Linked DNA regions of Homo sapiens: region 1 is linked to region 2. The links are chromatin contacts, found by Hi-C or POLR2A ChIA-PET in ENCODE. All regions are on one chromosome and are shown on one strand. The core of a region is the stretch at or near the end of the contact, and the rest is flanking DNA. Distances in the headings are between cores, read along the strand shown.

The links. Hi-C counts contacts between places; a loop is a spot of excess contacts on that map. ChIA-PET counts read pairs that join two places held with the same protein, here RNA polymerase II (POLR2A). Pooled maps may share reads with other maps.
Region 1: a pooled map shows a loop between it and region 2 (1.9-fold over the local background). The contact joins two enhancer-like sites. A Hi-C loop is called at or near these places in 1 of 168 maps with a recorded cell type or tissue (natural killer cell), 5 of 37 single-sample maps with no recorded cell type and 7 of 50 pooled maps. POLR2A ChIA-PET finds 5 or more read pairs at or near these places in 2 of 52 experiments (GM12878 and activated naive CD4-positive, alpha-beta T cell).

The regions. Positions count from the first base shown.
Region 1 is chr18:63,047,733-63,052,164 of GRCh38, reverse strand. No RefSeq gene overlaps it. Among named protein-coding and RNA genes, the nearest start is that of BCL2, 270 kb to the left of the region's middle. Within about 2 kb of position 1,329, at least 2 of the 41 ENCODE cell types and tissues checked have a DNase peak (open chromatin) inside an H3K27ac peak, as active enhancers do; they include natural killer cell, where a contact is called at or near this core.
Region 2 is chr18:63,152,839-63,157,041 of GRCh38, reverse strand. The region is part of intron 2 of BCL2 (BCL2 apoptosis regulator); the gene reads left to right. Among named protein-coding and RNA genes, the nearest start is that of BCL2, 160 kb to the left of the region's middle. RefSeq lists an enhancer at 1,808-1,957. Within about 2 kb of position 1,446, at least 22 of the 41 ENCODE cell types and tissues checked have a DNase peak (open chromatin) inside an H3K27ac peak, as active enhancers do; they include natural killer cell, where a contact is called at or near this core.

The sequences.
Region 1 (4,432 bases), core at 80-2,579, 100 kb after region 2:
CACCAACAGGACTCCAGCAGGATGAACACGCCTGATGACATCACTTTGTTGGTGTCAGCAGAGACTTGAGCTCAAATTGAGTGGTGTTGCTGCATCAGGAAAATAAACCAGTACTTACCGACTTGGAGAAGACAGATCTGTGAAAGTCTGAATCGCTTTTAGATCTTTGCAAACAGTTATTGCAAGCCTGGTATTTTTCAGATACCTAATAATATAGTAGTATTTTACATAATTGCCTTCCCTAACATTCGTAGAAAACTATAAATAGTCCTCTTAATGTGCACAGAAGTACTTATATTCCAGATGTTCCCATGGTGAAGGGACTTGAGCTATAATTTCCACCTATTTCAGAAGCACTGAGACAACCAAAACTTGACAAGCTCATTCTTTTCTTTTCCCTCCTACATATTCCCAGCCCCCATCCTCCAAGCCAGTGCTCGAGATAAGGCCGTCTCCCTTCCCAGTGGGGCTCAAGTGCATCTGCGGTGATTCCTGGCCTTTCTACTCCCTCTGAAACAAACTTCAAGAAAAACCCATCTTGGAAAAATGCTCTAGCCTTTGCTCGAGGAGAGGTGTATTTTGTGTGTCATATGTTGCTTGTTTCTGTTTTCTTTTTTTTTTTTAATTTTTATTTTTGCAGATGGAGTTTTGCTCTGCAGCCCAGGCTGGAGTGCATTGGCACAATCTTGGCTCACTGCAACCTCTGCTTCCTGGGTTCAAACAATTCACCTGCTTCAGCCTCCCAAGTAGCTGGGATTACAGGTGCATACCACCATGCCCAGCTAATTTTTGTGTTTTAGTAGAGATGGGGTTTCATCATGTTGACCAGGCTGGTCTTGAACTCCCGACCTCAAGTTATCCACCTGCCTCAGTCTCCCAAAGTGCTGGGATTACAGGCATGAGCCACCACGCTCGGCCCCTTGTTTCTGTTTTTAAAGGCTACTGGAGGTGGAGTGAGTGAAGGCTTCCTGCTGTTACTTGATTGAGGTTTCCTTTTCTTGACTACTGTGTTTTCACGCCTGCTTATAAAACTACTGACGTGTGAATCTAGCAAAAAGTTTTTCCTCCACAATGTGAATTAGAATATTGACTAATAATTATTTTGAATTTTTTTAGGTTGGATTAAAATTTGCACTACTATTCCAGAAAACTCATTGTCTACTAGAATCAGAACCATATTTTAGGCTGGGTGCAGTGGCTCACACCAGTAATCCCAGCACTTTAAGACGTTGAAGTGGGAGGATTGCTTGAGCCTAGGAGTTCAAGACCAGCAGGGGCAATATGACAAGACCTCATCTCTACAAAAAAAAAAAAAAAAAATTAGCCAGGGTGGCGGCGCATGCCTGTGGTCCCAGCTACTCAGGAAGCTGAGGTGGGGAGGATAGCTTGAGCCCAGGAGGTCGAGGCTGCAGTGAGCTATGATTGCACCACTGCACTCCAGCCTGGGCAACAGAGCAAGACCCTGTCTCAAAAAGAAAAAAAGAATATTTTAATCATGTTGGTCCTAACTTGCATTCTAAGTTTCATATTTAAAGGCACCATGCACCTGACTCTTCCCAACATTGAGCATGTGGTTGGAGAGGGTGCAGGTCTGGGGTAGGGGTGAAGGGAAGGGTCTGGAAGCCTCTGGTCCTCATTCATAAACCCTATAGAATAGAAAGGAGGGTTGCTTTGCTAACCTTCTGGGTGGTGGTAGGAACTCTTTCAGGCAAGAGGAACATCAGTATCAGGCAAGACTCCCAGGGAAGTTGGGGATCTGGGAGTATATTTTTGTTAATCCAACTCTTTGTACCTCTCCTCAAAAGTCTGTGGGCCTCCACAGGCGTAGGCACTCTAGAGTTGGGTTAATGCAAACAGATTTCCAGATCTGCAACTTCCTTGAGAATTTTGACAGATACTGACCTGCTGAGAACGGACCAGGTCTCCTTTGCCAACCTCCCATTCACAACTGCTCTTCTCCCTCCTTACAAAAGAAAAGTGCACCTCTTGTGGGTGCCCCAGAACATAAAGACTAGAGCATCAAGCCAAGGGCAATTTGACATATTGGTGTTTAATCAAAACATCATAAACTTGCAGTCACACATATTTCTGTTAAAGGAAAACATAGCTTCAGAGATGGAGTTTTTTAATCCAACTTAGATGCTCAGACTGTTTTAAACTGTTGTTTCTCCTCTTCTATCTCCTAAGTATTGACAGAGAACTTGCCACCAGAGAGAAAGCAAGCAAGGAGAGAAACTCACATGCAGTGGGTGGCAAGTCTGTAAGCTTTATCCCACAGCACTCTTTGAAGTGAGATACTGTCTCAGAGACACATCTTAACACATTCACTTGAATTGAGGAATGAGGGCGGATTGTTTCTAACAGAAAGCCTCAGTAATTTCACTGATTGGTTAGACAATGAGGATTGACTTTATCAATTTGTTCATAGGATGACAGACATTTTCCATAAATTAAATGAACTAAATTAGCAGCTCCAATGTCTCAAATAAAATAGATGTAAAGCCCTTGATAAGGTAAAAGCATTTTATCAAAAATAGTCTATTGGCAAAGGCATATTGAAATTAACAGTATTTAGATTTCCCTAACACTTTCTGGTAACAGTGGGTGAAACAAAATGCCTAAATGTAAGAATAAATAGATATAATTAATCATCATTTTTGGTTATTTTTCCCAAAGTTGGAAAATTAAATGACTCCAATGATTGAATAACAAATCTTTTGAATCTTTTGTAAATCAGATGGTTTCCTTTTTTAGGGAGAGTGTATTGGCTTTTATTATAATTAAAGGAGAAGCTAATTGAGTTGTCACCTGATAGAATACTAAAAACAATTTTTGATGATGGATTTTTTTCTTTTTTTTTTTTTTGAGACGGAGTCTCGCCCTGTTACCCAGCTTGGAGTGCAGTGGCGCGATCTCAGCTCACTGCAAGCTCCGCCTCTTGGGTTCACGCCATTCTCCTGCCCCAGCCTCCCGAGTAGCTGGGACTACAGGCACCCACCACCACACCTGGCTAATTTTTTGTATTTTTAGTAGAGATGGGGTTTCACCATGTTAGCCATGATGGTCTCGATCTCCTGACCTCGTGATCTGCCTGCGTCAGCCTCCCAAAGTACTGGGATTACAGGCGTGAGCCACGGCGCCCGGCCGATGATGGATTTTTTTTAATTTTTGATGAGGGATTATTAGGTGATTTTTGGAATATCCCTTGGAAAGAGTTCAAAGAGTTGGATGTCACTGTTGTAACAAAGTGCCTGCCATTTATTTATAGAACAAAATTTTTTTAGAGCTTACATGTGTAAAAATGAAAACTAGGAATAGAATTGAAGCTGAACCTTGTCTTACTCCAGCAATAAGTAATATTCACCTATAGATAAATCCATATCTAGAGAGACATTTTCAACAGCAGTTTACTTTTATATATAATAATTATATGTCAACATTTGAAATATATTTATGTTGTTTTGATGAATTGTAAACTAATAACAATTATAGCAATAAATCAGTCCAGATAAAAATTAATGCCTAGTACCCTATGGCTACTGAAAGTTTAAAAAGCTTGAAATTCCAATTTATGGGCATATTTCTGTGGCAAAGAATCAGGACTGAGTGATTGATTAATGCCTTGAAGCATAAAGATATTGCAACGGGATAAAATTCCATGGGAGAAGTACAATGGAAATGTGGGTTCAAGAAGAGAAAGAAATTATAAACAGTTCTGAAAGTTAAGCAACAGAGGTCCACATCCTTTTTAAGTCAATGTTGATGGTTTTCAACGCTCATGGTATTTAGACTCCGTTATTTATATGTAAAAGAGTACTCCAACAGTTCTTTAAATCCAATTTTTACAACATAAAGTATGTCTTTTGTGACTATATTAACATATGATGAAAAAATTAAATGTCAGCCAAAACATGTGTGCAAGAGAAATCTAGTTTTGTTTCAATTATTATATAAGCTACAGGAGAAGGGTCTGAAGTCCATTCTTCAGGTAACTTGGGTTTCTTGATATAAGACAGAACAGTTTTTCATTCTCTTTCACCTGTGCTTCTGTGAACAGGCAACCAGCCTCCAATGCCCGGTGTGGCTAAATGTTCCCTTTGCTGTCACCTGAGTGTTTTTAAGCTTCAGCAACATATGAACAGTTTTAAATTTATTTTTTATTTTTGGATACAGGGTCTCGCTCTGTTGCCCAGGCTGGAGTGCTGTGGTGCCATCATGGCTCATGGTAGCTTTGAACTCCTCAGCTCAAGCAATCCTCCTGCCTCAGCCTCCTGAGTAGCTGGGACTACGGATGCATGCCACCACACCTGGCTAATTTTTAAAATTTTTTTAGAGATGGAGTCTTACTATGTTACCCAGGCTGCTCTTGAACTCCTGGGCTCAAGCAACCCTCCCGCCTCAGCCTCCAAAAGTCTGGAACTCCAGGTGTGAG
Region 2 (4,203 bases), core at 197-2,696:
GTTTAGTTCCAGGACTTGCTGTTGAAATTTGAAAAAGGGTGGCCCCAGATTCATGTTCACATGAGTAGCTGCGGTAGCTACTCACCAGCTAGCTCCTGGGAGAGAAAATGGAGAAGAAAGCGAGGGAAGAAAACGGAGGGCAAATTCTCCAAGGTTTACTCCTCCACCAGAGAGACGCCTCCTGGGCAAGCGTTTCTACCTGGATCCCTGGCTGCCCAGGAAATTGGGGAATGAGGGCTTTGGGTGTGGAGTCCCCTTGGCCATTATGAAGTCCATGGGGTTGCAGTTACTGAGCAGAGTTAGAGGCATTCCTGCACCCCCACCCCCAACCCACAACGTCTGGACTTGGGAGGAGATTCCTTGGCTTCTGAAAGAAGCTTCTGTTTCTGTTTACGTAAACATCAGGTGGACGGGGGAGGTGGACGCCAGGGTGGGACGTTCTTGCAGTGCTCAGATGAGGGTGAGACTGGAGGGGCCAGTACAGGTGTTGGGCATTTGGGTAGCACCTAACAATAATCTAAGGCAGTGGTTCTCCATGGGGATGACTTTGCCTTCCAGGGGACATTTGGCACGGCCTGGAGACATTTCGGGTTTTCACACTAGACAAGGGTTTCCGCTGGCATGTCGTGGGCAGAGGCCAGAGAAGCTGCTAAACATCCTCCAGTGCACAGGGCAGCCCGTCCTCCCCACAACAAAGAATTACCTGACCCAGAATGTCAATTGATCTAAGTTCTAAAGCCTACTAATAGTTTGTAAGTTGAAAGCACTAGATTGACACAAACGGGAAAAGTTATTTGCAGTTTATTTTCCTGAGGGACAATGGGCTGCCACTCCCTTCCATGCTATTGCTGGGCAAGACTCTATGTTGGCTCTTGCTTTCTTCTCCTCTTTGAACACCCCCCTCCCCTGCCAGCCCGTCTGATGCCGTCCAAGCCTTTTTTTTTTTTTTTTTTTGGCTTCTCAGCAAGCCTCATGAATATTAACTGGGACACTCAGGGCTAAAATGATCTCTGGTCTTACTTGAGAAATGCCCTCAAGCAAGAAAAAGAACAAGAGTCCCAAGAACACCAAGTGCCCCTCACCTTGGTCACACCAATGGCCCACACTGGCTGGGGAGGCGGGGAAGGGTCCTGGGAGAGGGAGGATGGGCCTCTAACCTCCAAGGAGAACATGAGTGAGGGCCCCAGGAAGGGAGAGGGTGCGACAAGCACTCTGGAGAAAGAAAGGAGAGGGTTCAAGGTGACCCTGAGCTCGGGGCAAGATCTGCAGGGCCTGCAATTGGCAGAGTGCCTGGCATCTGGCCAAGCAGCCCTCCCTCTCTCTTCCCCGCTCCACCACCTGCTCCTGGTCGCTGCATTGCCGGTTCCTCCCAGCCTCTTCTCACCTGCTCGCTCTAACGTCCGTCTCAGCCAACAGCCCTACTCTTCCCTCCCAAGCCAACAGGGGGAAGCAGAGAGCAGCAGAACAGCCTAAAGGCAACAACGGCAGTCTCTTTACCGCGCCCACCCTGCACTCCTGGGCCCCTGTGGCCTCCACCCCAGCAGCTGGACCCTCCGAGACCCTCCTTTTCCCACCAAGCTCACCCCCACTAAGGGCCCTCCCCACGCAATGCACAGCACATTCCACGCCCACCCGACATCAATCACGTCCTGTCTCGTGACTCATCCGATACTGTTGACTTGCTGTACAGTTTCTCACCTTTGCAAATGAGATTTGTCGCCTCCTCAAGTTGACTGTCCCTGGAGGCCAGGAGACGTGCTGTGGCCCTGCTGTCCCGAGCCTTTCTCAGAGTCTCATGTTCAGCTCAGTTCTGTTGATTGGGGACAAAGGACACTGCCATTTGCCACCTCTGCCCGCCCTGTGCCGACCTCCACCAGACGTTTGGCATCATGAGCCCGTGTCGTTCTCACCCCAGCCTTTGTGGTTGATGTTGTAGCGTCCTCTTATTCTTATAGATGAATAAGTTGAGGCTCAGAGATGTTAGATATCTTGGGTAAGGTGAAGCTGTGACGACTTGAGAACATAACTGAACGTTCTAGGCTCCTTACCCCACACGGTGTTGCCATTCCAGTCCCAGAAGGTCCTGAGGTTCTTTTGAGATGTGTAATGAATCCATCTTCCTTGAGCATAACACAATCTTTATGGACCTGTTTAAATAGTTTTAATTTCCATGTGTTTACTCATTCATTCTGCAAACATGCACACAGCTTTTACAAGGTGCCAGGCACTATCAGAACCTGGGAAAACCAAGATGAAGAAAATGTAGCCAGTGCCCCCAAGGAGGAGAGAGACAGGTGGCAGTGAGTTCACTGGTGAGCCTTGAGGGGGCAGAATAAGAAAAGGGCATGATGGGGAGGTGGGGGCTTGGTCAAGAAAGGCTTCACAGAGGAGGTGGTATTTGAGCTGAGTGTGGAGAGGTGTGCAAAAGGCAGAGTGGCATCCCAGCCTGAGGATGCATGTGAGCCAGGATCTGTAGAGGAACGAGGCTGCAGCTGATGCTGCCAGTAATCACATGGAGTTCAAGGCAAGCAGTGGGTGTGGGGAGAGGGGAGTCTGGAAGCGTGGGTCAGGGCCAGCTCGCCCTGTGGATAACAGGAGCCACTCAGGGCATTTGGATAAGAGAGAGGGACGCAACTGCTTTGTGGGTCTAGCAGACACCCTGGGAATACTCCAGAGGGAAGCTGAATGGGGCAAGATGAGGGAAGATCGGTTGGGAGCTTCTTGCCACTGTCTAGGTAAGCCATGCAGTGGGGTGAACAGAAGTGGCTTCTGTAAGACCAGAAAGAGGAGACATCCTAAGAGACTTCTGTAAGGTGGAGATGACAGTGATGGTGTGTCCATAGGAAAAGAAGAGGGAGGAGTTGAGGATCACCCCGGTTTTTCTGCTAGGATATAGGCTGAGGGCTGTCAAGGGGGCTGATTAGACCCTTAGAGGCAGATTTTGGGAAGGTGTAATCAGTTCCCTTTGTGCTGTGTTGGGTTTGATGTACCTGATGGATATGCAGATCTGTTTGGTCGCAAACTAGGGTTTGAGGTTCAAAAGAGATTCAAGAGTCATGAGCCTAAAGGCTTCACAATAGGGTTATAGCTTAATCCTTTCTGTACTATGAAGACTTCATGAATGTCCCAAAATCCACATTCAGGCCTGCCCTTCCCAGAGTCATCATTGTCTTCTAGAAGCCTAGTTTGTCCCATTTCAGCTGCCCTCCTCTGGACTCACCACTGGCTTTTTGGAGTGGCCAGGTCTGTGTAGAGAATTCTGAATGGACCATTCCAGGTGGGGACCTCATGGCTTAGTACAAGGTCCGATGTTCTTGCTGTTGGGTAGGAAATCCTGCCTTGATGAGTCTCAGGATTTGGCTGGCCGCTCTGCCCTGACGATTTCAAGAAATCACTTCTGCTAACTCCAGAACTCTACTTCCAGGCCCCTAGCTGATAATATACAGGTATTGAGCTTCATTTGAATTTTTTCTTTAAGAACTTACCTTGACTAAAGATGTTAGAAAATAAGATCCTAAAATTAAAAATTACGGACTCTGCAAAAAGAGCTTAACTGGCTTCAAAAGTTTCACACAACTCCTTTCATATATGCATTTTCTGTAAGCTACTTGTAAATAAAGAAGGTACCTAGGAAAGGAAAATTGCCATCTCTGACAGTTCAATGCAAAAATGAGAGAGGAATGAGAGGGAGTCATGACTGAATTTTAGTGCCTTTGCTGCCAGGCACTTCACAGAAGTCATTTCATCCTCCTGACCACTCGACAACTACAGCCTTTTATTTTTCTCTGTTTTATGAATTCATAAATTTAGGCTCAGGGAGGTTAAATAACTCATCTAACATGAGTTAGATTTAAGCATTGCAGAGAACGAGAGGAGAACTGATAACTCATTCAACTCATTGACGAATCTAGTAATTTGCAGAGTTGAGGTTCAAGCACAGATCTGTCTGACTCTAATGTGTGTGCTCTTTCCTCTCCAATGCTACTAGCATGGGTGAGCTGTGAGCATTCTGGAGAGGGTGAAAAGTGGGAGGCAGAGGCAAAAGCTGAGTCAAATAGTTTTCTCAGATGAGAGAGAGTGGGCAGGCAGTGGATATTCGTGCAAGCAAGTTGGACGCCGTCAGAAATCTGAGCTGAAGTTATGTGGGTATACTCACGTCTTGTAGTCTCCGCTGAAGGACCCATTATCAAATAGGTGGAAAAT